Regions from separate parts of the Mus musculus genome. Here all the other regions are linked to region 1. A link is a loop called in an ENCODE intact Hi-C map of the cell type or tissue named here. Cell type or tissue: heart. All regions are shown on one strand.

Region 1 (8,000 bases):
AGGCCCGCAGACTCCCCCTCAGGCCCTAGGAGTTGGGAAGAGAGGCTGTTTCCTGTCCAGACAGTAAGGGAAGAATCCAGTCCCACCAGAAGCCAACGGTCCAAGATAAAGAACTTAGAGAAGCGTGCACACAGGAAGTCACTTCACTCTTCAAACCAGCAAATCATCACGTGGAGATGCAGGGATTCAAACACCAAAGGAGAAAGAGAGGGAGGAGAACACTGCAAGACTGCAATCATCAGTGCCCTGGGAGACCCGAGGTGAAATGTGAACAGAGGTGCAGGGGCTCTCGCTCACACCGCCCCAATCCACAGCTTAGCAGGTAAGAACTTAAAAAACAGAGAAATAAATAAATAAATAAATAAATAGGAAAAGTAAAAGCAGCACAAAGGAGGGCAGGGGATGGGAGAGAAACCAGGACGCTTGTTTACCTATTTGCAGACATGGGGAATCAAGCCTAGGGCTTTGTGCACGCCAGCTCTACGACTTAAGCTGTACTCTACCCACTAAAAATAGCACTTTGAAGATTGAGTCTAGGAGACCCAATGTCTGAATAAAGTGTTAGAAAGAAGGAACAGAAGGAAGGGAGAGGAGGGTCACCATCAGCCTCCAGGTCACCTGTGCTGGATACATGAACTACCCTCCAGCTGGCTGAGCAGAGAAGAGGTTTGTGAAGAAAAAGATGCCCCCTTCCAAGCAGACGTAGCATCAAGTCAAGGCAGGCACAGCGCTCAGTCAGTGGAATCGGGTTAGAGAGTGAGCGGACATTTGCCCACTCAGGTGTGTGTGTGGGTGGGGGGGGGGGCTTTGTGCAGCGCACAACTTGCACAGCTGTAATAGCACCCTTGATGCTATGTATGTAGGTATCCAGGAGGTGAGGACCTAGATTTCACAACTGAAGAGACCCAGCAAGAACCCAGACCAATGGGTGGAAACAGCCACACCAAGGCTTCTCACCACAAAATCTCACAGCTCTGGGGATAAAGGAGAAGCAAAACACAAGTAACATGTGCAAACTCAGAAAACAAGGAAGGCTTCCCACATCTCAATAGCAGCCTTGCAAGTCAAAAGGCCATAGAGACACAAAAGTTACACAGAAGAGCTGCCATTGATCTAACCACTTCACCCCTAAGGTCTGAGCCCAAGAGAACAGAATACTCATCTTCTTAAACAAAACAAAAGAAAACAAAACAAAACAAAATCACCACCATCCAACAAAACAACTGTAAACAAAACAGTCCTGGTAACACAATCCCAACAGTAAAAAAAACGAAGATCCCAGGGGCCCATGATCCAATACGTGGATAAGTGAGCTATAGCATATCCACGTATAGATAACTCAGGAATAAACAACTACCATTCACCAAAATGTAGACGAACCCTGCAAACACTAGGATGAGCAAACAAGACACCACCGATTGCATAATACCATTTGTACCAAAAGTCAGGACAGGCAAATCCAAACAGACAGACAGAAAGCAGATACACGGTTGCTCGGGAACAGAGTGCGAGAAGAGGGAGCCAGCACTAATGGGCTACAGCTTACTTTTGAAAATGTCATAAAATTAGATAGTGTTAATGATTGGTGTACTATCCAAACGGAGTAGTTCAGAACGCACGAGTGTATGTGACGTGATCTATGCGTCTCTTGCTTTCCTTCGAGACAGGCTGGCTTGAACTTGTTATGGACTCAAGGGTGGCCTCTTAAGCCTCTCAAGCTCTTAAGTGAGCGTAAGGCCTCTCAGCCTCTACCTCCCAAGTGCTGGCGTTGCAGGCTGGGGCCTCCATGCCTCCTTTTCTGTGGGATCGGGCGTTGATCCCTCAGCCATGCATATGTGTGGCATGGACCCTAACAAAACGACCTATGTCCCAAGTTTGGAAGCTCATGTTTTTTTAAAATGAGGTATCTCATTTAAAACACACACACACACACACACACACACACACACACAAAACAAAAAACAGACAATGAATGGATCAATGTGTCTCTGGTTAAAGAGTTTCCCCCAATCTGGTGACAGAGAGAGAGGAAGTCAAACAGAACCTCCTGAGTCCCCAAAACTCCTAAATGTCTTCAAAAGGATTTTCCCCGGCAAAGTTCAAATCAAGTACGAGTGATGAAGTGAAAACGTTTTCAGACATAAAATCCTCTTCCTCAGACAACCACTACTGGAGGAGGGCACAGAGGTCAAGGGCTTGCTCAGCTAAGTGTGGGACCCTCGGTCCTAGACCCAGCACTTAAGGAAAAGCCAGGAGAAAGGTAACTGCTATTGGGTAAGGACGACCAGTGAGAGACTTTGGAGCTGTCAGTCCTGAATGGGACACTGTTATCGAACTCCTCCCCTCAAGGCTTAAGGTCTGTGTGGAAGAGGAGACAGACAGACAGACTGACTGTAAGAGCCAGAGGTGGGGGATGAAGCCAAGGAACAACGTCTTCTAGACCCGACAAGGTTGCTACACGTACGAACTCACAGAGACTGTGACACGTTCAAGCTAGACAAAATCCCAGCACAGAGAAGGGGAAGCGGACACAAAGTTCCATCCCTAACCAAGAAGCTATTTGGAGATGGTTCCTGCTGGGAAAGGGACACTCAGTTTTCCCGGGTGGGGTGTCTATCAACCACACTCCAGATCCTATGCTCTTCCCGGCATGTCCAATCTCGGAGAGAACCTGCAGATATTGCCGGTACCATCTCATGCTTCCTGAATAAGAGATTTTTTTTTTTAACATAGCCTGTTTTTTTTTTTGGGGGGGGGTTGTTTGTTTGTTTGTTTTGTTTTGTTTCGAGACAGGGTTTCTCTGTATAGCCCTGGCCGTCCTGGAACTCACCTTGTAGACCAGGCTAGCCTCGAACTCAGAAATCCGCCTGCCTCTGCCTCCTGAGTGCTGAGATTAAAGGCGTGCGCCACCACGCCTGGCGATTTTTTTTTCAAAGCTGCAGGAAGGCCACACAAACTTTGTATAATAGATTGCCCCTGCCACAAGGGTCCTCTCCTGACACAAACAGAAAGATGCACCCAAAGAATGCTTTCTCTTTTCTCAAGAATGGAACTTAGAATTTCCTGATAGAATTTTATCTAAATGAGAGGGGACTGATATATCCCGGTGACCTAATAGCTTTGTTGGTTGCTACAGAGACTGATAACACTAAAAGGTTGTTAGTTTCAAAAGGGAAACCTGCCAATTGTTGGTTTCTGGCTGCGTCCCGGTCTATAACTTGCAGTTCTGATTTCTGCCACACGAGGGCACTATCGGAAAGCAAAACGCAGTATTTCCGTGGTCAAGGATGCTGAAGGAAAGGCTAGAGTTCAAAGACTGGGCGAGTGGTGGAAATTTGCATGTGTTCTGAGCAGAGCAGGTGGCTCTAACAGGCAAATTTGAGGCAGAGTCTAAAGAGATTCCTTTGAGGCATTGTGTCCTGCCACAGGAGCCTTTAGCAGCTCCCCAGATTGGGGGATGGGCTTATTAAGGACACACACCTGCAGGGTGTAGAATGGCAAGGCCTGTCCCTTATGCTTATTCCTTATGTCAGAGGGACTGGATTGAAGATCGGTGGGTGCCTATGTCCTTGTCCAAGAAGGGGAACATCACTCAGGAACACAAGGAATCCTGGCATTAAGCTCTAGGTGGAGGGGCTGGCAAGTTGGCGGGGTCAAAGAGGAACAAGGTCACAGGGAGAATACCAATTAGACAAACTGGTCTGCTGGAGTTCATTATAGATGTTAGTTCTCCCCCAAAGGAGGAACCAGAGACTAAAGGTGGGGGTAGGGCCAGGGAGACTGAGGTTGAAGCTAGGCATCCTGGGGGACAGATACAGGCTTCTCTGAACTCCAAAGTCCTCAAATATAAAGTATATGAGAGTATACACTGGGCAGGTCTTAATGATACAGGTCTGTAACCCTAGCCACTTAGAGCCCAAGGCAGGAGGATCACAAGTTCAAGGCCTGCCTAAGCAATTGAGTGAGACTCTTTCAAAATAAAAAGTAAACAGAGCATAGGAGGTCTAGCTTGGTGGTAGAGTGCTTACCGAGCAAGTATTCAGTAACACACACACACACACACACACACACACACACACACACAGAGCAAACAGTAAACACTATCCAGTTGTTTTTATTGCTGATTGCCGATGTTACTTGTTCCCTTCAACGATCGATCCTTAGAAGTCAGATCTGTGTGGTGCCTGTGAATGTAGGCTACCATGACTGAGCTCAGAGACATGAACTGTTGCTCATATAGAATTCCAAATAGAAGTTTCAAACCGGATTCACATTACTCATGGTGCACACTAATTCTCTGGGAGCCCCAGGCACTCTTAGGCTTCTGGGAGTGCCTCACTGTCCTAGCAACATCCTGATGGCATCACCACACCACAAGCTCAGTGCTCTGCCACCCATGTCTACAGCCTGAGGGGCGAGGCTCCCATCCCTGCCATTGCTTTTATCTTTTCCTTGTCCCTGGGGTCTCTCAGTTCTGAGCTTCGCAACCTAATATATGTATCACAGAAGCCCAGAAAGCCTCCTACTTGGTGGAGGAGAGGGAGAGAGAGAGAGAGAGAGAGAGAGAGAGAGAGAGAGAGAGAGAGAGAGAGAAGAGAGAGAGAAGAGAGAGAGCCGGAAGAAACCTGCATCTGTCCTCAGGGTGCTTAGCTCCAGGCTTGGTCTCCCCAGCCCTACCCCAATCTCCAATTCTTCCTTCGGAGAGAACTAACAGAGCCACTTCACTATTGATGATAATAATGTTTTTTTTTTGTTTTTTGTTTTGTTTTTCGAGACAGGGTTTCTCTGTATAGCCCTGGCTGTCCTGGAACTCACTCTGTAGACCAGGCTGGCCTCGAATTTAGAAATCCGCCTGCCTCTGCCTCCCGAGTGCTGGGATCAAAGGTGTGCACCACCACGCTCGGCTTGATGATAATGTTTTTGTTTGTTTTCTTTTGGAGACCGAGTCTCACGTGCAGCGCTGGCCTTGGGCTTGCAGGTCCTTTAGATCCTGGTCTTTCACACCAGGTCAGAGATGAGTGTTTCCTCAGCTGCAAAGTGGAGCAAGCAGCTTTTACTGAGTTCACCTGCACGCCTGGCCTGAGGCGTCCGGTGGAGGACTCCACGGCAGAGCAGGACTTTGCCTGTTGTGTGTGTATTTGCTTTTAGGTGTGGCCGATTCTCTGGCAAGTTCCATGTTACCTCCAACCCGAGAACCTCCTGGCTCTGCACTCTTGCCAACTCTCCTCTGAAGGGGCCACACTCCCAGCCTTTACACACTAATGATCCTTTAACAGGTCTTTATTGGAGCCAAAAATAGAAGACTTTTTGTTCACTGCTCAGTTCTTACTGAAGCTCCTTCTGTTTGCTTTGAGATGAAGGTCTTGCAATGTCACCCTGGCTGGCCCTGAACTTCTGGACTGAAGAGATCCTCCTGACTCAGCTTCCTTAGTAGTGAGAGCTATTGAAAAGCTTTGAGTGAGTACGAGCAGGCACACCTGTGAATTCTTATGTGTGGCACGGACACTTCGGGGAATAGAGCAAATTGTAGATTGTATCTTTTCTTTTAGAAACTCAAGAACATTTTTACTTTGATGTAAACGCAATTCAAGAACCATCTTGGTTTTGTTGTTGTTGTTTGCTTATTTTTTGTTTGTTTTTTCTATAACTAAAATCTCTCACAGACTTTTGCTTCTAGTATATATTTAAATTACCAGGCAGTCCCTTACCTTGGATATAGCTTGTAACGAGCTCTACATTAACCTCCACGTTGCTAGCAGTCGGATCAAGCACACAAATCTCCTCCACTAAGTACTTGTTAATATGCTGCGAACAACGAACAAAAGAAAAGCTCTGTGATCACTCAGTAGAAATGTGGTGCCCGGCTCACCAGCATACACAGCCCCAGACAGGTAAATCCTCAACAGTCATATCTCTGGGGTCAGATGTCGGGATCACGGACAGCTTTGGGGCATATGGTTTGGGGTCTGAAGGGGTCATGAGAAAGGATAAAAGATGGGCTTTTAAGATGTTGATGCGCATGCACACTTGAGAGCTCGGGTGTGGGTTCCGAGGATGCTCCTTGCTAGCCGCAGATTCTTGCATCCGCACACCTGCGAGCTCCACTGTTAAAATTTGCCCGCTAGAAATCACCCCCAAACTCACAAACTTCCATTTTTCCCACTCTTCCAAGTCGCTTAAAGAGTCTTTCTCCCGCTGAGAGAACAGAATAACTCCTTTCAGGACGTCGTGCACCAGGGCCACATTGGCTTCCACCTCCTGGAGAGTGATGTCCTGAAGGATGGAGTCGACATGATATTTGTGCTCATAGAGAAGCAGCGACACAAAGTCCATGGAATCGAGGAGGCAGAGGCATTCCTGCAGCTCCTGCAGCATGGTTCGGAAGAAAAGGATCCCAGCCCGCTTCACCTCTCCTGCCGATTCCATCTCTGGAATTACACATATTCTAATTATGAACATAACACGCACAGCATTTGGAGCATGTTATAATAAACCATTTTTCTCAGGCAAAAGAAAACCATGTCCCGTGATTTTAAGCAACTTTAGTTTCTCTGATCATGAAAAAAGAAATAGCAAAATAGAATTATATCTGATGTACTATTTAGGGATAAAACCGGAAAAAACAAACAAACAAACAAACCCAAATTTGAGTTTTATAGTTAAGGCTTAGGCTGAAGGCTTCCTCCATTATATATAAAAAATGGTGTCAAATTGTGGAGGAAAAAACAGGTGCAAAGCTCAGCTTTTTACCATCTGCTGCTTACTAAATCTCACTTTGCACATTTGTGAAATGGGCTATCCATTGCCCTCATGTGTTTCCCAGCAGATGGGCCATCTTGCCTCTTACTGGAAGGCTAAACTAAGATGATGACATGAGTCCTTGTCCTTTGCTGGGTCACAGAACAGACATTCACATGGCTAAGACTGCACAAGGGGATTCTCCGCACATGGAAAGATCGACATTCTGAAATGATTAGTTGGAAAATATACCCTGATACCATATTCACAATACCTATAACCATAGTTTTCTCGATTTCGCCAGAGAATTCGCCCAGTATTTCATAGGAGACGTTTTGGATCATCTTCACCATTTTCTGTAGATCTTTATACTCTTGGTACAGCAGCATCCTGCTCCGGCCAATGTTAACATCGAGGATGCCCATAGCCTCTTTGGTTCTCTGGCGAAGTGGAATGGCAATGTGGGTTTCTCCACCGGAAGAAGCCAAAATAACTTCTGAAGTGTCTGTGCATTTAAAGAGGAAGTCCCTGAAACCAAAACCAAATAAGCATAGGTCTCTTACAGACCGGCCTTCTCACGGCATTCCAAATCCAGATATCCTGAATTACCCTCTTCCGCTCCTCTTGCCCCATCACCTGTCATGGTTCTCTCATCTCCCCGGAACGCACCAAGTTCACATGACTGTACTTTGGCTCACCTCAGGTGGGTACGGAGCTGGTTGAGCAGCCCTTCAGCAGAGCGCCTTCCCTGACGAGCTCACTAAAGGTAGTAGTCCCAGGTTGCCCTGTACCATGAGGCTCTGCCTTGCTGTCTAACATGGCCGAGTTACACTTATCTGAAAGGTGTTTTTTGTTTTTTGGTTTTTTTTTTTTGTTTTTTTGTTTTTTTTTTTTTTAAAGCAGAGCCTGGAGCAAGGGTACTCATGCGAGTCACTTATGAGGAAGTGCTCCTTGGAGAAGCCCGTGAGGGACTGAGGAAGCAGCATCCTGTCTGCCCAGCCTAGTCCCAAGGAGATGTGGGATGTCAATTATACCAAAGAGTAAGTCTTATTCCAAGGCAAGGGAGGGCATTTGCATCCCAGCACGTGTCTGTCACTGGCTGACAGCTGCTCTAGGTGTGTGGTGGGGGCGGGGGAGGGGTTGTGAGATGGGAGAATTTAGGTTAATCTTGGGAAACTGCTAAAGGGCTCTAACCATGGAAGGACACTTCCTTAGAGAAAGTTTCCCTGCAGGAAACATGACCGGAGGCATGGTGGGGTCTG
Region 2 (8,000 bases), 350 kb after region 1:
CCTTTAACTCCAGCACTTGGATACATGCAGTTCTCTGTAGGTTCAAGGCCAGCCTGGTATACATATCAAACTCTAGGACAGAAAGGACCACATAGAGAGACCCTGTCTGTAGATCTCTGTTTACTGTTTTGTTTTTGGTTTCTTGGGTTTTTTTTTTTTTTCATAAAATAACACATTTTGGTTTTTTTAAAGACAGGCTATCACATACCCTAAGCTAGCCTTGAACCTACTATGTAGTCAAAGCACCTAAGCCTCCTGCCTCATCTCCCAAGTGTTTAAGTCATTCTTTATATATATATACCACTATGTGTTAAAGGTTGTTTCTCATCATTTCTTCTCTCCATGATTACCAAAAAAGCATACATTCATATATGTTCTTTTTTTCCTTCTCCACTGACATTAACCTGCCTCCAACCATCACAGTCATACCAACTCCCCAGAAAAATGGCATGAAAAGTATCTCTGGAATCTCTTGTGTTGTGATGTCCAGGTTAGGGATATCATTTAGGCCACTTTTGACCGCCAGGACTGCTCATAAAGAATGTTCTAGAACCAAATCCAACTAAGCCTCACTGTCCCTCCATTTCACTGGTGTCACCTGTGTGGAGTGGTCTACAGAGGAAGGGGGAACTCTCTGAAAGGCAGTTAGACAGAGACAACTTCCAAAGTTTGGTTGTTCCTTAATAGTATTTTTTTCTGGATCTTGTTTTCACATCATAGGAAACACATGGTGGCTCTCAGAGAGTAAGAGTTGTGATCCCAGCATCCTCTAACTGTAGTTACACAGAGCAGCGCTGGGTACTTGGCTGGTTGTGCCAGCTGTTGTCTGTTGGAGGGAGCTTCTTGGTGCAGTGACCTCTGAGTAACCTATTTCTATAGTAACATCTCAGTTGATTACAGTCTTAGTGAGAGCATGAGGGCCACAGCAATATGTCAGAAATGCAAAGAACTTCTTACATCTCTCAAAATATCATTGGTAGCTTAGAAAAGGCTGGTTTACTCTTCCTCTTGAAGACCTAAGAAGGATGGTATAATTAAACTGTTGGTATTTTTCATGTTGTATTTTTTTTCTGTTTTAATAGTTGTGGGGTGGTAGCAAGAAGAGCGAGTTATAAAGCTCTTCCTGCTACCACAAGCATCTGCCAGATTTATGCTCTATCAGACAGGTTCAAATTTCAAGCAGACCATTTGCAAGTTGAACCATGTGTCTTTGGTATTAGGTTCCAGTGTAAAGGGGACAGGAGGAAAACTAGGGAGGAAAGCTAGAGAGAATTTGTATGTCATGTCCTCAGACATGTCCACTTTGGTTATGAGGGCCAGAGATAGCAGGGCTCTCTTCTTATCCTGGTTTTCTGGTGGAGAGCAGTCTAGTTAGACATAGCTGTCAGCCCAGAGCAAGGAGCCTGAAATGAAAGGACATGGATTTCTGGTCCCATGACAGCCAAGCCTAGTTGTGGCTTAAAAGGATTTTTTAAAATAGCTTTCTGGCTAAATAATTGAAAATATCCAGGACCATGCACAACTCATGGAAGTGCCAACACTGCTTTCCTAGTCCCCTAGAAGGTAACCACGGCCAACCTCAGTCTCCTAGCCCTACACTTCTAGCAATACTTTCTTCTGTATACATTTCTTAAAGAGTTGATGCTATTACCTAACATGTAGCAAGAAAGCAGAAGGAAGAGAATAGAATGTCTTATATATCTTATCAATTACATTTTTTCTGCTCATCTAATAAATAAGAAAACTAAACTGTTTCCCAGAGTAGCCTAGTCATATGTGTGCCTGTGTTTACATGATTCCAAATTCAGGTCAGGGGCCACTCGAAGGAGGGGAGATCTGAGGCGTGGTTGCATCATCTAGGCCATAAGCCAACTCTGAAGTTCCTTTTTGGCAGCTTGTTTATTTACTTGCCTGCCTAGAATGGGAGGTGGGGGTCAGCTGGATTAGAAATTACCAGTTTAAAATAATAGATATGATCTACTGTTGTGTGCCAAGTACTGTCCATGTCAAAGCATTAGAATACACCAGGCAGAGCCTAACTGAAAAGCAATCTAGTGTTCCCAGCAAACCAGTGATGCACACATGCCCCATGACCCATATATTACACTCTATTGCATGACACCTCTGAGAGACTGAAGTCTTAGCAGCTACAAGAATGTCCCTGGCAATGTTTATAGTAGCTAAGACTATTTGTCAACCATATGGACAAACTAATTGTGAAACATTTATTTCACTTTATGAAAATAAATTTACATACAGTGATGGAGCTTGAAAACATTTTAGCCAAAATAATGTTTTATGGTCGGGTGTGGTGGGCATGCCCCTAATCTCAGCAGAGAGAGGCAGGCAGATCTCAGTAAATTCAAGGCCAGCTTGCTCTTCATATAGTGAGTTGCATGATAGCCTGGGCTGTGTAGTAAGATTCGATCTTAAAATTAGTTAATTTTTAAAACCACCTGCAATAACATTTTAAGGGAGAGGAAGGGACAGATGATCAGCACAGAGCTCAGGAGGGAGGAGGTTACAGGTCAGCAGGGAGCACGTGAAGGTTGTGGTGCTGTAGCAGTGATGGTGGTCGCTGGACTGTGTTAGTGTGCCTACCACTCTGCCTCAGGCCAGTCTTTGGATTAGATTTTCTTTCTCTTACTCTCTCTCTTTTTTTAATATTTTTATTAGGTATTTTCCTCATTTACATTTCCAATGCTATTTCTTACTCTCTTATAAGTAGGTGTCAATTGTATTCCCAAGGCTCAAAGGAGTATTTTCTGATGATCATCAACCCCCAAGAAGAGAAGGAAGTCCCTGCTGAGCAGCAGGCTGTGATGTTAGCTCGCTCCTCACTAGCACAGCTCCCATCTGTATCCCCTCGTGACTGATACAGCACTTCAGTGTACTAGGTTTATTCCTTGTATGTATGAGTGTCTGCCTATGTTCATGTTTATGCACCACATGCATGATTGGTACCCATGGAGGTCAGAAGAGGGCATGATTCTCTGGATGTTATAGATGGTTGTGAATCACCATGTGGGTGCTAAGAATTGAAGCTAACTCCCCTGCAAGAGCAATCATTCTTAACCACGGAGCTATCTCCCCAGCCCTGACTGATAAGCAATTCGCCAGCATTTAAAAAAACAAAAACAAAAACAAAAAACTATACTTTGGGGAATTGTTGAGATTATGGAAACTTCTCATTTGTTTGTTGGCTAATTATCAGCTGCTGTTTTATATCTGACATACTTTGTCAGATGGCTGAGAACAGCTACCCTCCAAGCTGTCTCCTCAGCCATCATCACAGGACTTCTCTTATGGTGCTGAATGAGAAGACCCATTTGCACAACCCCACAATGAGTGACAGTGTGGAAATCAGAAAGCACAGGTGGTATTTAGGCCTGGAAACAAAGGCCTCCAGAACTAAGAAAAGAACCTCACACAGGAAGCAAACTGGCCTTGGTTGGTAATAATACAGTTTAGTCCATGCTTTCTCAAAGCAGTCAGCTTGCCTCTCCCTTACTTGAGATGTGTGATATGTGTTATGTTGTCTCCTCCTAGGGGTGGCTAGAGGTCATGCAGCTTGAAAAGGGTAAAGCTCTACTGTACACCCAGCCAGCTGATTATAGCTTGTCTTCATAAACAGATTTGACCTGTTCTCTCTGACGGAAAGCACCCTCTGCTGTGAAGGCCTGAGTCGAGCGCCCCACCCAAGCAGCAGACGGCAGAGGGAGCTGAGAGCAGGTGTAGAGCTGAGAAGAAACAGGGTCACATCAGTGTAGGCACATGACTCAGCAGAACCCTCGTGTGGCCCCAAGCCACGGGCAAGTTGTTTGAAACTGAGTTTCCCCTTCCACCCAGAAGTTAGGTAACTCTTTGTCTGCTATTAAATCATGGGGACTGTCAAGCACCATATTTAGGATCTAATCCCTGGGCAGGTGATCCTGACCAACGGTACAGGCAGCTGAGATATTTTGGCTGGGGCTTTGATAATTGTGTTTCCTTTATAAGCATGTAGTTTGAAGTAAACTTGTCCCCATCTCAGACTGCACTTCATGAAATAACCAAAGAATGACTATGTAGTGATCTCTGGGGTTGATAAAGAGCCCTCTTTGGACCACATTTTCCTAAGTGTTGTCTCAAGTTCTAAGATCTTTTGGGAAAGGCTTGTCCTCTATACTCATCCTCTTCATTCTATAACAGCATATTCAATCCACATTTACTAGGCCTCCTTTATTTTCTAACTTAATGATCACCTTAGCCAGACATGGTGGTACACGCCTTTAATCCCAGCGCTCAGGAGGCAGAGGCAGGTGGAGCTCTGTGAATTCAAGACTAGCCAGTTCTACATAGTGAGCTCCAGGTCAGCAAAGGCCACATAGATCCTGTTTCAAACACATACAAAAGACTGATCACGGGGGAGCTGGATAGAAGGCTCAACAACCCACTTTGGTATCCAGCACCCATACTGGGGTAGCTTCTAGAGATCTGACTCCTCTTCTGACCTCTATGGTCATCCTCACAAATAAAAATAAGAAGGATCCTGATCACCATTCCCCCACATCTGCCCAGCAACAAAAGCTAATACATAAGCTCTTATTCCAATAATAAACCTCCAAAAGATTATTGCTTTTTGAGTAACTTATATGTTCTTTAGGTTGGGGGGTTGTTTTGTTTTATTTCTGGTTAAATTGTTAAACATTTTTTTAAAGATTTTAGATATTTTAATTTTTTAAAAAACTGTGTAAATTTTGATTGTATTCCTTCCCCTCCCCCAACTCCCAAATCTTCTTCCACCTTCCTACCTTTCTTTCCCTCTTTAAAAAAAAAAAAAAAAGATGGCATAGGTCAAAACAAACAAAAACCAGTAAGACAAATAGCACCCCAAAACCATAGTACCCATGTTGTGTTGAAGCCTGCTCTAGAGCATAGTTGATATATCCAGTGCCACCCTAGTGGAGAAAACTGATTTCCCCTTTCCCAGCAAATACCTATTGCAAATAGCTTCTTGGTTAGGAATAGGACTTTGTGTCCCTTTCTCTGTGCTGAGAGGTTTTATCTGAACTTATGCAGGTCTGTGTGTGCTGTCACAGTCTGAGTTTGTATGTGAGGCAGCCCTGTCATGTCTGGAAGACGTTGTTTCTTCAAGTCATTCCCCCACCTCTGGCTCTTATAATCTTTTCTGCCTACTCTTCTACATAGATCCCTGTGTCTTGAGAGGAGCAGATTTATTTATCTTATTTTATGTGTATGATGTTTTGCCTGAATGTATGTTTGGTACCCATGTGCCTTTGAAGGCTAGAAAAGGATATCAGATCTCCTGGAGCTGAAGTTAAAGATGGTTTTGAGCCACTATGTGTATGATGTTTTGCCTGAATGTATGTTTGGTACCCATGTGCCTTTGAAGGCTAGAAAAGGATATCAGATCTCCTGGAGCTGGAGTTAAAGATGGTTTTGAGCCACTATGTGGTTACTAGGAACTGAACCCCAGTTATATGTGTGTGTGTGTGTGTGTGTGTGTGTGTGTGTGTGTGTGTGTGTAAAAACCATATACCCTTAAAATATTTCCTCAAGAAAACTTCTAACAGGAAGAACTGATTATTTAAAGATTAAATTTGGAGAACTATTGCTACACTTGACAGGGCCTGTGAGATAGCCCATCAGGTAAGGTGCTTGCCACTATGCCTGACAACTTGAGACAGATTCCCTAGGACTCAGGTGATGGAGTGAGAGAACCAACTATTTCAAGTTGTCCTCATATCTCCACTTGTTGTCCCATCATTAACACAGTAAAAGACGTTAAAAAGATTGAAGTCAACAGGTCACACTTACCCATGCCATGAGAGAACTTGATTATCAATAGTGACTGTTAACAACAATTTCAGGTACCATTAATCTGATTACAGAAAAAAAGTCAGATCTCAACACTCTGGAGGCAGAGGCAGAGAAATATCTACGAGTTTGAGGCAGACTGGTCTACCCAAGAGATGGCAGGAGTTTCGTCCAAGTCAGCCGGGACTCTAGTGAAGCTCTGTCTCGAGAAACAATTCAGATCTTAGCCATTATTGCTGTTTGCTTTGGGTTTTGTTCATATAAGTTGCAGTGTTCTTTTGTCTTGGTCCAGTGAATAGGAGCAAGGATTCGCAGGAGATAAGTTTCTCTGGGTGTGGTTTCCCCAGGAAGGATGTTGACTGTTTTCACAAACCTGTTTGTGTTGTTCACAGCAAACAGCGGCATAACAAACTCTGGAGATCTCATTCAGATAGTGACCTTTCAGACCACCACGAACCCATCTGTAAACCTGGGCTCGAGCTCAACAAGAAGGAGATGACCACGTCAGCAGACCAGATCGCTGAGGTGAAGACTGTGGAGAACCTTGCTGCCATGCCTACCGTCTTTATGGAACATGTGGTCCCACAAGATGCAAATCAGAAAGGACTACACACCAAAGAAAGAGTCATCTGCTTGGAGTTTTCTTCACAAGAGTTTCGTGCCGGACAGATTGAAGATGAATTAAATTTAAATGACATCAATGGATGCTCATCAGGGTGTTGTCTCAGTGAATCAAAACTCCCTCTTGACAACTGCCATGCGTCTAAAGCCTTACTCCAACCTGGACAGGCCCCAGACATTGCCAACAAGTTCCCAGACTTAGCTGTGGAAGATCTGGAGACAGACGCACTGAAAGCAGACATGAATGTCCACCTACTGCCAATGGAAGAGTTGACATCTCGACTGAAAGACCTCCCCATGTCACCTGATCTGGAGTCACCAAGCCCCCAAGCCAGTTGCCAAGCTGCCATCTCAGATTTTAGTACAGATCGTATTGACTTTTTTAGTGCCCTGGAGAAATTTGTAGAGCTTTCTCAAGAAACCCGGTCTCGGTCTTTTTCTCACTCAAGGATAGAAGAATTAGGTGGAGGAAGGAGTGAGGGCTGTCGTTTGTCAGTGATAGAAGTGGCAGCTTCAGAAATGGCAGCTGATGACCAGAGAAGCAGCTCTTTGAGTAATACGCCCCACGCCTCTGAAGAGTCTTCTGTGGATGAGGACCAGTCGAAGGTAAAACTGCTTTATGGTTTTCTATTTAATGAAATTCTCACCCAAGAAACTATTGGAGACTTTGCTGTGTTAATGCCTTTGAGAGGCTGGGTAGGGGGTCACCCATGCTCAGCCAGGCTACACCACTGAGCTTTACCCCCGGCCCTAACCTTTATTTCATTAATATATGTGTGAGCTGGCAGTTCACATGAGCAAAGGTGCCCAGAGAGCTTGAGTTGCAGGGGCTTGTGAGCTGCCTACCATAGGTGCTGCGGACTGAGCTCTCGTCCTCTGTACACGCTCTTAACACTGAGCCTTTTCTTCAGCCCTTAGATTCACTCTTGATGTTAGTAAAGATTTCCCTAGTAGATGGTAAAACAATCCAGCTGAGACCTTCCTTTGAAACGAGGCTTTTTAAGGATTTTATCTTTTTAGGCTTTGATGTCACTTTAGATTTATTTTATGTGCATTATGATATTTTGTCTGCATGTATAAATGTGCACTGCATGTGTTCCTGGTGCCCACAGAAGTCAGGAGAGGGCTTCAGTTTCCCTGAAACTGGAATTATAGATGGTTGTGAGCCACTATGTAGGTGCTGAGAATCAAACTCAGGTTGTCTGCAAAAGCAGCAAGTGCCCTTAGCCTCTGAGCCATCTTTCCATCCCCTGTTGGAAGCATTTCTGAAAGGAGATGATGCCAGAATAGAACTAGCCAAAGGCAGTTCTGTGGACCCTGGGGCTCAGGTCAAAGCTGAGCAGTGATGAGGTGCCACAGTGCCACCTGAGTGAAATGGCATCTGAGAAGATGGGTTTGTTTGGGAAACATTTTGTCTCCGGAAGTTCACAAGCTAGACACTTGTAAATAGTTGCTGGAGTAGCAAGATTATCTGTGCTGAGCTCAGTGATGCTGACCAGAGACTTTGTCTCCAGTCCTATGGAGCTTAAAAAGCAAACGGTCATTTGGGAGGATAAATT
Region 3 (8,000 bases), 110 kb after region 1:
GTCGCATTATCACAAGAAATTTTCACATTCTATCTTCTAGTTGGACAAAGGAAAGAATGAGCTATAAGAGACAAATATTGATACTTGTAAATGTTAAAATGAGAATTATTTTAAGTTTTTATTAATTACATGTATAAACTAAGTTCTTACCAATAATGGCTACCAATAATTTGAAGAGGTCACCATTACAGTTTTTCATAGATAATGAACGCTGTCATTTTAGTCATAAAACTGTATATTAAAACATGCTATGTTTACAGAAGGAATCTCGGATACTCCAAAAATTTAAAAAGATTTTATTTTGAAACTTATACAAATTAAATATTTAATATCCTTGATACATCATTTATTTTATCTTTTACGAATAGTATACATCATTAAGCCAAGCATGGTGCATAAGCTAGTAATTGCAGTATTTGAAAGGCTAAGGTAGGAGGACCAGGCACTGCAGGTGTCAGACACAAAGTAAGTACAAGACCAACCTGGGCTACTAGAGACCCTGTTTTGAGGGTTTTGTTATTGCTGTTGTTTTTTAAAAAGTATATGATAGAAAGAAAATGAATTTTTCCCCAAATACCAAGTCTTTAACTCTTTTTAACTTACCCAGTGTGTCACACAAATATTTTTATGGCTGTCAGGATGTGGAGAAAAAAATGACTGAGAGCCATTGCTTCTTAACCTGAGGTCCTTCTTGAAATGTCGTGGCTATGTAAAACATGGAGAAGTAGCTTCCTATAGAAAAGGTCAATTGCTTTTGAAGCTTAAGAACCAGTTGACTTCAGAAATTTCAAATCCCCCTATAATTTCACTCCTGGAGAGATGAACTCCACTATCATGATCAGGCCTCTGGTCCTACAAACAGGAAGAGTGAAGGAGCTGTAAGCAGAACTAGGATGTTCTTTCATCTTTTTGGCTCTGTTGAGAATCCTACTTTTGGATTTTCTTTCCCAAATTAATCTATCACTGCCAAATTTAGTGATGAATACCTACAATCCCAGCGTTTGCGAGGGAGAGGAAAGAGGATCAGCAGCTCAAGGCTAATCTCTGCTATAGATCTAGTTGGAGGTCAGCCTGGGCACAGACGACCAAGTCTCAGACACAAAAACTTGAAACAAATTAAGTTGATACAGTCCAGGGTTTTTGGATTTTCATAGTAGATATCACCTCTCAGATCATTAGAAGATCCATCAGGAACATGGATCCCAGAGAAGAACGGGTAACAAATGCACAGTGAAAACAGATTTCTTCTCTATAATCCAGGCCAATTAAAAAAGGAGCTATCTCGGAATCTATAGCCAAAGCCTAAAATTTAATTTTATACAAAGAACATTTACCCTGACAATCCAATCTTTGTTTTTAAGTAACTTTATATTTTATCTAGACTTTTCCTATGTCTACAATACTTTCCTCAGAGTCTAGAAAAGGTGATTGAATCCATAGTACCATTAAACTATAGTTCAATTATTTATTGATGTATATACATCCATATATGTATATATATGTATATATATGTGTGTGTGTATGTGTGTGTCTGTCTGTCTATCTATCTATCTATCTATCTATCTATCTATCCTTGATCATAGGCTATGAACCCTTGAGACACTTATTTTATTTTTTCCTTAACATAGCCATGGGGGGACCAGTGGGGATGGGTGAGTGGGTAAAGGTCCTGGCCATGAAGCCTGATGATCCTCAATATGGAAGGAGAGACCTATATCCCATGGGTTGTCCTCTGACCTCTACAGGTGAACCATGACATGTGCATGCTCCCCATTCCACAGTTAAGGTAAAATACAAATTAGAGTTTAAAAAAAAAAAGAAAAAGAAAAAGAAAGACAGTGTTGACACACATCTGTAACCCCGGTGCATCAGACAAGCCATCCCAGAGGCTTATTAGCCAGCCAGTGTAGCTGAAGTGATGAGTTCCAGGTCCAGTAAAAGACCCCATCTCTGGAAAACAAACAAACAAACAAACAAACAAACAGAGTGACACCTGACATTGACCTTTTTCCTCTACACATTTATCCACAGGCACATACATCTTTACACTCACACACATTTCCACCACATATGCATAGATGCACAAATGAAAAACAAAAGAGTACCTAGTATATAACATACATTAACATTCTCTTTCTCTCAGTAGATAATATGCAGCAATAATTTTCAAGTATCAGTTTCTAATATACCACTGAGATACATTTCTTTTATATGATAATAAATCAACTTCTTGATACAAACTGTACAAGTTGAGTACTTTATAACCCAATTTCATCACCTTAGACATGCTGAACAAAAATGTTCTATACTTAACTACAGATGATATATATCTTGACCATTAACCTACAGTTTAGAAAAAGCATGGACCATGTCTCATTTTTTTCTTTTGCTTGAAGATATTTCCTGTACATAATATACATTCAACAAGGCCTTTATGAACTCAGAATACACTTCAGAGAATAGAAAATTATCTTGACTGCATGTAGGACCTTTTAATTTGTATACATTATCTCATTTGATTATGAAAGTCCTGTAAGTTAGGGTTTCATCATAGAGAATAAGGAACTACAGCTCAAAAAGTTCAACTCATTTGCATAAGGTTTTACACAGCTGGAACTAGAAGCTAGGTCTGACTCACAGCAGTGCTTGGTCTCATTGTAAGGTTAATGGACTTAAATGTCTCCTTTTCCAGATGAATTTCTTTAGAGTATGCCACTATATAGAAGAAAACCCAAGTTGTCAACCACATATCAGTAGGAAAATCAACATACTGAGAATTACTGATTTGGACAATACTTCTCTTTCGGTTTATAAATACATTTATTTGGGGACATTTAGCTCTCATCTTGGCTCTCTACATAGTTTTTTGTTTAGTCTCTTAAGTCTTGGTTCAAAGTTCTTACTTCTGAACCTTGCCTTCTCTTTCCTGTTCACTCTGGAGCTCTGGGGATAACGTTGTTTCTCATCTGTGAACCACAGTTCTTCAATTCTCATCTCATAGGCAGTCTTGATCACCACCAGGGGGCAAAAGCCTACCAACTGGTTTTTCTGCACTACACTCTACAGAGGACTGGCACAGTACAGGGACCCTCAGTGACTCTTGATGGAACCTCCCTGCTAATTACTTCAACCACAGGGCCCCAGGGAGAGAACAAAGACTCAGCATAGAGGGTTCTTGTGTCACTTAACCACACAGCAACCAGAAAGAGCTTATGACAGCCCTATCAGTTTAAAAGGAGCAATGAGATCCAAGATTGTTTGAGTGACAAACAGAAAGAGGTGGGCTTTAGAAACTGGAGTCCATAAGTGAGTGTTTTCTACAGCTTTGATATGGATGGTGGTATTTACCAGTTCATCCCCTCAACTATCTCTGTGTAAATATATCAACGGGTTGCACTGCGTGACTTTTCCTTTTCTTTTTAGTCTTGATTTTTCCATTACATGCTTGGTTGATGTTGGCAGTTTACCATTTAGAAATGTCTTCCTTTAAAATATTTTAATTCTACATTTTCACTTGCATTTATGAAATAGTCAAATTTATGGGGGAAAGAAAAAAAGCTCAATGATCAAAAGATCTTTGTTTAGTGGAGATCTTCACAGTAGGAAGCAATTGAGAGGTTTTAAAAAAAAAATAGCAGGTTGGAGCTTTCCAACTCAGGGTCCAGCTCTCTGTGCCCGCCCCTTCCCTCAGCATCTCAGGTACAGTGACTGACTTTAGGCAGGTTGTAGAGGAAGGAAGCCTGAGGCTACTACGAAGTTTCCAGTGTTTACCACCGGGGGGAAAAATCTTTCTTAGGAAAAGTCTGGTCGTTAACCCTGAGGCCCTTTATGATGAGGAGGGTGGGGAAGCTCATTAAGACGGAGCCCTCTTGAGGGCCAGGTCCAAGCAGGAGGGCTGGTCTCCCGGGTCTAGCCCAGAGAAAGCGTCTATAGCACCTGCGGAGCCCTTTTCCACTAGAAAACGTGTTCGCCTCAGGATTTTCGCCTCAGTTTTTCTCTAAGGTTGCGCGCCCCACTCATAAAATGGTTGTCTTTCTGGAGTGAGGATTAGCGGCTCTCCCACCGACCCCCACCCCCAGATCAGGACCCTCGGTTGGCTGGCTGCCTTCCAGGGCTCCTTGGCCAGCTCGCCCCACGCCGCGCAGCGGGGACAGACAGAGCCGCAGGGGCAGCAGTAGGGCTCGAGAGCTGACCCGGGAGGGGACGGCGGCCCGAGGCGCGGCGCACGCAGCCTGCCCGCCCGCTTCCGGCAACTTAAGGGTTACGCCGCCGCGGCGGCGCGCGCCGAGGGGAGAGGCGGTTGCTGACAGGTGGCGCCTGCGCACTGGGAGCGCTCATTGTGCCCCGCAGCTGCCGAACCGCCCGCCTGCCCGCCCGCCGCCCGTTCGGCGCGTCAGTAGGCGAGAGAGTCCGGTGGTGGGTGCGGAGCCCGAGGCCGTTCCCGCGGCTTCATCTCCCTCTCCGTTTCCCTCGTCCCTACGCCTCACCCATCGTCCCCCATCCCGGCTCCGTCACCCTCCCGCCCCCCACACTCAGGACGAGAATGCCCTGCCCGGAACAACCCAGCAGCACCTAGATGGCTTTGGTCACGGTCCAGCGGTCGCCTACCCCCAGCACCACCTCCAGCCCTTGCGCCTCGGTGAGTCCCTCCAGGCGGCAGCTCCCAGCTTCTGTCACTGCGGCTCCGCTTTGCCTCAGCGGGTCCCGCCGAACGCCACTGCGCACGCGCCGCGCCTCTTCCCAGGCCTTGGCACTCAGGCTGCTGCGAACCCCCCACACCCTCATCTTACCGGCGAGCAGCAGCGACTGCCAGACGTTGGGGTTTTTTGTTTGTTTGTTTGTTTGTTTGTTTGTTTTTTCCCCAACCTCCATCACCCGGAGCACCCAGTCCCTCACAGCGCTGGCTCAGAAATCTCCCGTAGCATGCTTCCCATGGCTTGAGCACTTCCTTTCGGCTATGAGTCATTCTTGCTTTTCACCCTCCCCCCTTCTTTTACCCTCTGTTGCTCTGTTGCAGGGAGAGGAAGGGTGGGCTCCTAGGTTACCCCCGACCCACACCCATATCCTTTACGCACACCGTTTCAGGGACCCAGTCAGTGCACTGCGCATCCTTCTTCCGTCTCGCCCTGTGTGTGCCTTTCTCTAGTCCCTGGCATCTCTCTTGTGCTCCGTACAGTTTAGGCTTCATTGGACTGCTCGGTGGTAGTTACTCCCTGGTTTCTTCCCACCCTTAAAAGATGGCAGTGATCTCTGCTTCTTGGACTTCTACCTTTCTCAGTGAGAACCCAAAGCTTCTGGTGCTGCTTGATAACCAGTGCCAATTCATTTCCATCTTATAGACATTTATGCCTTCCACTCATTGCTCATGATCGTTCTTGCTCATGGGTTGTGCTTGGATGGTTCATGACTTCAAATGCTGTGTCGCTAAAGCATGTTTCCAGAAGGAAAACACTCATCAATTAGCATTTTTTTTTCTGCTGGGCTTTTCTATGCCTTCACCTCCACCATGACTCCTTTATAGCTCTAGTCTCGGGCTTCATATTTGTGAATACCTGCTAGCATGTGTTAGCATTGCACCAGTGTGGTAAAATGGGTCTTAAAAAAAAAACAGGCATCTAGATGAAAATATGAGCAATTGAAGAACTATTTCATATAGAATTGTAGTTTTAACATTAGATTTAGTAGTGTCAAGTTGCAAAGAGGCATTCAGTGAACACCATGACTTTCCACTGTATGAAAGAAAGTTGGGTCATTAATATTTGTTAACTGAGATAGGAGTTTGATATCTTGAAAGCATGTTGCCTTGTGATTTCAATATAGTTTCCTGAATTTCAAAATTTTGTTGCATATTGTGGTAGTTTCTTCCTTTGTGAGTTTTCTTGTGTGTTTTTGTATGACTACCCTAATTCAAGAAATTACTCTATTCACCTTGTGATGGTACAGGATACAAAACTGAAATCTGTGGGTAGAAGTTTAAAGAGGCACATTTCCATTAGTTTAGGGAAGACGTTTGTAAAAATCAAGTGCACTGTTTTGCAAAATAGCACACATTGTATCAAGCAGAAGCCAGGGGAGCTTTGGCCAGACAGGTGATATAAAGAATCCTTGCATGGGGGGGGGGGCTTGCTGGACTTTCTAAAGCTTTATGATTCTGTGATTTGAGAATAATTGTACTTCAGAACTGATGAAACACTTTAGGGTTTGCTCTAGGCAAATATGAGAGGGGTAGAAATATGTAGCATTTTCATGAGTGGATTTTTTCCACTTTATGGTAGATTTTTCAGAATTGATAGAAAATCTTCAGACCATAGTAACTCACTCCAATAGTAAATCCTTTGATTTTTGTGGTTACCAGGCCTAGTTTTGGCTGTGAAAGCAATCAAGGGTTAGTAGATAACATACTGAAGTAGAACTCAGTATTGTAAAACTATTTCCCCTGGGCATTGCTGAAAACCTTTTATGTTACAGTAGCATTTATTAAGCTATTGTTATATCAGTTGTCTTGAAGTAAATGAATAATATTTGGTAAAGCCATATTTATTTGACATGGCTTTATTAGTCAAAACTTGGAATACTTTAGAATCTTGAGGAATGTTAATAGTCATTTTGGCATAGGTAGGCAATTAAGATTGGTCATGTAAATACTGTAGTATTTACTATAGTAAATATTGAGTAGTAAACTCAGTTATTAAGCTAAATGACAGATAGTTCTATATGCCCTGGTCTGATGATTGCAGTTGTTTATACTTGGCCCTGTGTGTAGAGAAATCCTGGCACTGCTGTGTGAGTAACAATCAGCATTGTTAGTGTGGCTGACAGGCCGCTTCTCTTTCCCTTTAAATTGTCTTCCTATTTGATTCCATCCAGACCTGTGCTCAGCTCAGTTGTCTTGTGGTCCTTGTGCTACAGTGTCTGACATGCATGTATTTTGCCGTTTTATCTCTTACTATATGAATAGGTTGGTTGGTTGGTTGCTTGCTTGGTTTTAAAAGTGAGGAAGAGTGCAAAAGGTAGTTGACTTTTTTTTCTTTAAAGAACAACTGAAGTTTGTGAAGCTGAAGATTTACTCTTTTAATGATGGACATATTAGTACTATCAGCTCTTCAGCATTTTTAAATTAAGCATAAATAACTTGATCACTGTAGTAGTTAATCTTCAATGTCAATTTTACTGTGAAAAATATTTCCAGAGAGGTTTAACTGAGGAGGGAGGACCCATCCTAACTGTGGCACTGTTGTCCCATGGGGTGGGTACTGGACTGAAGAAAAAGGGAAAGTCCAGCAGAGCCCAGCACTCCCTCTCTCTGTTTCCTCATCTGCCCACTTGTTAGCAAATTTCTCCTCCCATGCCTTCCCTTCCCTGATGGACTGTATCTGTGAACTCTGAACCAAAGCCAGTGCTTCCTCTCTTAAACAGCTTATTGTTAGGTGTTTGGTCAAGGATCAAGAAAAACAACCTAATACAATTACCTACTAGATATGAGTGACCATCACAGATACTGAGTCATATAAGATATTAATCTGTCTATCAGAAGATGTAATTTGGGTAGCAGGGTTGGTAGAAGACAAATATAGACACCATAGAGGCAGTGAGGGCAATAAGAGTAATGTACACATGAACCAGTTTATAATGGTCATAAGTATTGTCTGGGTTCAGATTAATATAAGTTCACTAATAGCAGTAGTAATTAGAATACCAACAATTTATTTCTCTTGGATTCTCATCCGTTCCAGGCATCATGCTAAATACTTTACATTCATGATTTAACTCAGTTATTCCTTACAATGTGCCAAAGGAAAGTTGGAAAGTTGCTTTTATCCCTGTCTTATAGATGAAGAAACTGAGACAAGGAATATTTAAGGAATGTGTACTGTGTCACTCAGTAAGTAAGCGATTGGAGTTGTAATTCAAATGAAAATGTGTCTAACCTTTGAAGGTAATATTGAAGTGATGGTGATGAAGATGTATATCACAGTAGGTGTCTCTCAAACTAGCCTTTG

What was found. Peaks named below come from ENCODE experiments on the same cell type or tissue, not always from the same donor. Only the 100,000 strongest peaks of a DNase experiment are listed, where the experiment ranks them.
Region 2: a loop joins it to region 1, with 13 times the contacts of the local background. A loop is called at or near these places in 14 of 42 quality-filtered maps.
Region 3: a loop joins it to region 1, with 5 times the contacts of the local background. A loop is called at or near these places in 14 of 42 quality-filtered maps.

What each region holds. Positions count from the first base shown.
Region 1 is chr11:77,097,086-77,105,085 of GRCm38, forward strand. Efcab5 (EF-hand calcium binding domain 5) reads right to left here. Exons shown (of 18, transcript NM_176965.3): 15 at 7,013-7,266; 16 at 6,145-6,428; 17 at 5,709-5,805. Among named protein-coding and RNA genes, the nearest start is that of Nsrp1, 23 kb to the left of the region's middle. In heart, a CTCF peak has its summit at 3,229 (motif pointing right); DNase peaks (open chromatin) are centred at 106 and 3,246; H3K27ac peaks cover 131 bases; H3K27me3 peaks cover 326 bases.
Region 2 is chr11:77,443,176-77,451,175 of GRCm38, forward strand. It overlaps Ssh2 (slingshot protein phosphatase 2), which reads left to right. Exons shown (of 15, transcript NM_177710.4): 14 at 6,213-7,047. Among named protein-coding and RNA genes, the nearest start is that of Coro6, 17 kb to the right of the region's middle. In heart, CTCF peaks have their summits at 3,575 and 4,963; DNase peaks (open chromatin) are centred at 1,876, 3,686 and 6,236; H3K27ac peaks cover 758 bases.
Region 3 is chr11:77,211,877-77,219,876 of GRCm38, forward strand. It overlaps Ssh2 (slingshot protein phosphatase 2), which reads left to right and starts at 4,549. Exons shown (of 15, transcript NM_177710.4): 1 at 4,549-4,639. The coding sequence starts at 4,577. It also overlaps a transcript of Efcab5 not described here. In heart, CTCF peaks have their summits at 3,022 (motif pointing right) and 4,173; DNase peaks (open chromatin) are centred at 3,055, 4,305 and 4,615; H3K4me3 peaks cover 2,338 bases; H3K27ac peaks cover 1,709 bases.